Linked DNA regions of Homo sapiens: region 2 is linked to region 1. A link is a loop called in an ENCODE intact Hi-C map of the cell type or tissue named here. Cell type or tissue: HepG2. All regions are shown on one strand. Region 1 overlaps DCAF5 (DDB1 and CUL4 associated factor 5). Region 2 has its middle 22 kb from the start of ACTN1-DT.

The links. Peaks named below come from ENCODE experiments on the same cell type or tissue, not always from the same donor. Only the 100,000 strongest peaks of a DNase experiment are listed, where the experiment ranks them.
Region 2: it touches region 1 in a loop (8-fold over the local background); 4 of 110 quality-filtered maps call a loop at or near these places.

What each region holds. Positions count from the first base shown.
Region 1 is chr14:69,106,504-69,109,003 of GRCh38, forward strand. All of the region lies in intron 5 of DCAF5 (DDB1 and CUL4 associated factor 5), which reads right to left. Among named protein-coding and RNA genes, the nearest start is that of DCAF5, 45 kb to the right of the region's middle. In HepG2, a CTCF peak has its summit at 1,092 (motif pointing left); a DNase peak (open chromatin) is centred at 1,088.
Region 2 is chr14:69,000,728-69,003,227 of GRCh38, forward strand. No RefSeq gene overlaps it. Among named protein-coding and RNA genes, the nearest start is that of ACTN1-DT, 22 kb to the left of the region's middle. In HepG2, a CTCF peak has its summit at 1,513; a DNase peak (open chromatin) is centred at 1,524; H3K27me3 peaks cover 229 bases.

The sequences.
Region 1 (2,500 bases):
GACTGCAGACTCTGCCACTACCCCACCTGGCTAATTTTTAAAAGAATACTTTTGTAGAGATAGGGTGTATGTTGCCCAGGCATGTCTTGAACTCCTAGCCTCAAGCAATCCCCTTGCCTGGGGCTCCCAAAGTGCTAGGATTACAGGCGTGAGCCACTGCACCCAGCCTACTTTTACACATATTTGAAAAAAAGTCTTACCATAAAAATTTTTAAGAAGAAAACGTCAACATTTGATTTTAAAATAAGAAAGCTGGCTGGGCGCGGTGGCTCATGCCTGTAATTCCAGCACATTGGGAGGCTGAGATGAGTGGATCACTTGAAGTCAGGAGTTCAAGACCAACCTGGCCAACATGGTGAAACCCCATCTCTACTAAAAATACAAAAAAATTAACCGGGCATGGTGGCACATGCCTGCAGTCCCAGCTACTTGGGAGGCTGAGGCAGGAGAATCGCCTGAACCCAAGAGGTGGAAGCTGCAGTGAGCCGAGATTGCACCACTGCATTCCAGCCTGGGTAACAGAGCAAGACTTTGTCTCAAAAAATAAATAAATAATTAAATAATTAAATAAGAAAGTCCATTTGATTTAGGTTTTGATATTATCTACTTCTGAATAACTGGACTTGGGGAATACGAAAGGAAGAATATGAAATGATACTTGTTTGCAGAGCTCCCCTCCATTTACCAGGCATTCCCCAGATGCTCTGGTCTGAAGCGACGTCTCTTGTCATAAAAGACATTTGTGTCTGGTGAGAAGGAATGGACGCAAGCAATCTCTGGCCTAAACCCCAAAGACCCTGGGTCTGAGTGAACTTGAGCAAATTCAACATGGACCTCTCTGATTAACCACTGCTTCCATCTTGTAAGACCAACAAAATTGCTAAATCACCTTGGGTATTTGCTAAATAATGGCAGAATCAAAGGTCCCACCCCAAACCAACAACTCAATCTCTAGGTATGGGGTCCAGGAAGGAGTGCTTCGACAAGCTCCTCAGGTGATTCTGATGCCCCTTAAAGTTTGAGAATCACTGGGTTAGGAAACCAGTGACCTGGTGTCCTCCAGTGGGCAAAACTGATTCTACACCTCCACCTTGTGGCTTAAAAGCTACAAAGCAACTTCACCAGAATACCTGGCTCTCTGCCACATAACTAATTGACGGTGGCATTCAAAGCCCAGCAAGAAACCTTACACCTCCTCTAAGGATTTATTCCTGAGATACAACATTTGGATTCATGTCATTATACTCAGGGATTAGCAGGTCCATAAACATTATAGAAAGTTAGCTTTGAAAGTATTTTCTAAAAGTTAGCTTTGACTATTTTGGGATGAGTATAACACTATATATTCATTCAATATTTACTAAGTTTCCATAATATTCCAAGCACTGTGCTAGGCACTAGAGATTAAAGATGAATAAAACACGCACCTGCCCTTAAAAATTCATAGAAAAACACAAGTAATAATACATATTAGGACAAATGCCTCCTTTCTGTGAAGCAGCTCCTGGGCACTGGGAAGGAAATCAAAGACAAATACTGGCCTACCGGGAGACAAGACATAGCATATGAATAACTAATGATGGCAAAAGCAGCAACTGAAATGTGCAACATGAATGCCACAGATCATAAGTACTTTACAGAGATTCTGAATGGAGAGATCCTTTCCTCTAGAAGTTAGGGACAGCTGCATTCATTCAACATACACTCTGTGCCAAAATAGTGCCAGGTGCCGGGGGACATGGTGAGTAAAAGCATCTTTAAGAGTATGTAACAGAGAGATCTAGCAAGGAAGTTTTCCCTGATGGATTACCATTTGATCTTGGTAACTATGACATGAACACGTAAAGAAAAATCAAGAAAACAGGAGAAAGCATCCTCTATGTGTATGTGTTTTGGGGGGTGGTGCAAAGGGAGAAGAGACGCAAGCTAAGGAGCCAGTGCAGTCAGAACCTTATGGAGAGACGGAAATGGGTATGAAATGGGGTAGGGATTTAAGCAATGAAAAGAGTGGCCAAGCACTAACACAGAGCAAAGATGTTTATGGCAGAGGGAGGGAGAGGCAGAAGAGGCAAATGGACTTTGAGATTTCAGCCAGGATGATTATAAGACAGACGATGACAATAATAAAAAAACAAAGAAGTTTAAGAAAGGAATACAGTGCTTGGGAGAAAGCAAGCTTTTTATTAAGGAGTTCAGAGGACAGAACACTTGCATGAGTACTGTAAACCTATGTATGGTAAAGATGGGTGAGTAGAAGACAGAAAGAAGGGAGTAGCTTAATAACCAGAAGGCATGCCCCCGACTAAAGCTAATCATTGTGACGAGCAAAATCCCAGTTATCTTCAGCTTTTCTGTTGCAGTTTTCTATAATACCACCAAAATTTCTAGGTCCACCTGACTCTTCTCGTTCTCTCTTTTGTCCCTTTAAGGCAGCTCTGTAAAGAGCCAGTGTTATTGCCACAGCCACTGGAATCGTAGGGAAGAAGATAAATACCCACTT
Region 2 (2,500 bases), 110 kb before region 1:
CCAGCTAATTACTTAATAATTTAATTTATCGAGTTTGCCACATAAGCATTTATATCTCATGTGCATTTTATGGCACATACTGATGACTGGCTATCTAACAGTCATTTCTAACCCCGTTCTCTATTTTCTGCTTCCTACTATAGAAAGTGAAAAAGCCAAAAATGCACTTTCTCAGGCTCCCTTGCAGCTAAGGGTGACCTGTCTTTGCTCAATGAAAACAAAGGGGATATCTGTTGCAGGAATTCTGGGAAAGTTTTTTCTTTTTCTATTGATTGGTTGATTGACAGGGTCTCACTCTGTTGCCCAGGCTGGAGTGCAGGCTGGTGCAAACTCATCTCACTGCAACATTGACCCCACTGGACTCAGGTGATCCTCCCACCACAGCATCTCAAGTAGCTGGGAATGCAGGCCCAGCTAGCTTCTGTATTTGTTGTAGAGATGGGTTTTTGCCATTTTGCCCAGGCTGGTCTGGAACTCCTGGGATCAAGCAATCCTCCCACCTCAGCCTCCCAATGTGCTAGGATTACAGATGTGAGCCATCACACCTGGCCTTGTTTGTTTGTCTTGTAGAGACAGGAGTCTTGCTGTGTTGCCCAGGCTGGTCTTAAACTCCTTGCCTCAAGTGATCCTTTCGCCTTGGCCTTCCAAAGTGCTGGGATTTGGGGAAAGTTTTTTCCCTGCCTGACAAAATGAGAGAAGTCACAAAACAAGCTCTCCTACCACCTCCCACCTGAGCTGTCTTCCCAACCTTTGAATCTCCTGTAAGTGCAGTATTCTAGGAGGCATGGCAACCATCTTTAATCATGAGGCAACAAGCCTAAGGAAACAAAACAAATCCTGACAGTGGTGAGTCCTCCACTATATCCTGGGGCTGCTGAGTCCACCTAGAGCTACCCTGGAATCTAGCTCCCAGATAAACATCTTTATGGCCTCAGGTAGTCGTTCTCAAAGTTAGTGGTTAAGTCAGCACATTATGATCCCGTGAAAAGCCTTTAAATTCCTGGTACCCAGGCCATACCCCATAGTAGTAAAATCAGTATTTCTGGGAGTGTTGGGGAGCTGCAGGGTGGTACCCAGGCATCAGCATCTTTTAAAATTCCCTAGGTAATTCCAAAGTGCAGCAAGTCTGAGGACCAGTGGCTTAAGCCAGTGCTTCTCAAACTTTAATGTGCATAGAAGTCACCTAGGAATTTTGGTAAAATACACACTGCTTCAGTAGGTCTAGGGTGGGGCCTGAGTTTCTGTATTTTTAGCAAGATCCCAGTTGATGGCAATGCTGCCAGTCCAAGGACCACACTTTGAGTAGCCAGGGTCACTGTTACCCTAAATGGACACAACCCAGCTGGTACATCCTTTTTCTGGATGCAAAAGTCACCCTCATATTTCCCAGGTGGGGCAGGAGTATCCTTCTGAGAATGCTGGGACAGCAGGAAGGGCTCCTCCCTGCCAGAGGTCCATGAGCCCTTCAGCATCACCAGTCCTCCACTGTAGCCAGTAGGTTCCTAAGTCAATGCACCACCCAGTGGTAAGGAAAGTCCCAGGTCATGAGCCTGTGGACTGCTGACATCCTGTCCGTCCTGTCCTGTGCTTGCTGCGTCAGCCAGGCCAGCTTTTCTGACCAGACCTACCCAGCCAGATTCAGCCTTCGGCTTTACCTAGAGCTCATTCTTTCTTTTGGGTCCTTCTACCACCAGCCTCTATCTCAGCTACACTCTTAGCTAGTAATCAGGAAGTAGCATTTCAGCTAGCATCTTTTTCTTTAGTTGCTATTTTCCATGATTCTAAAAAACAGCTTCCCGGCCAGGCACAGTGGCTCATGCCTGTAATCCCAGCACTTTGGGAGGCTGAGGTGGGTGGATCGCCTGAGGTCAGGAGTTCGAGACCAGACTGGCCAACATAGTGAAACCCCCGTCTCTACTAAAAATACAAAAATTAGCAGGGTATGGTGGCACACACCTGTAATCCCAGATACTTGGGAGGCTGGGACAGGAGAATCATTTGAACCCAGGAGGCGGAGGTTGCAGTGAGCCGAGACTGAGTTATTGCATTCCAGCCTGGGCAACAAGAGCGAGACTTTGTCTCAAAAAAATAAATAAATAAAATTAAAAACAGCTTCCAAAACACAAAGATGGCGATGTCTCAGGCTAGGGGGAAAAAACACAGGCAGAGCTCTCTATCTCCTAGAACACCTTCCCCTGATCAACCTCTTTCCTTCCACCCTCAGGGAGGTCAAGCCCACCTAGTGACTGACACAGTCCCTGACCACCTGATCTGCAGCTCTAAAACCTCCTCCTGAGGCCATCGGGGCCACACCCTGTCTTCTCCTCCCTCCTCCTTCATGGCCAACCAGCTTGACGGTTCCGTTTCTTTGATACTTTCTAGCAAAATCCTCCAACTAATTTGCCTGTCTTGCATCTCCATCTCCTTCCATCCCATTCTCTCCTGCACTCTCATCAGGCCTAAGTCCCCATCCCCGCTTTGCAGCTGCTGCGGTCAAAGC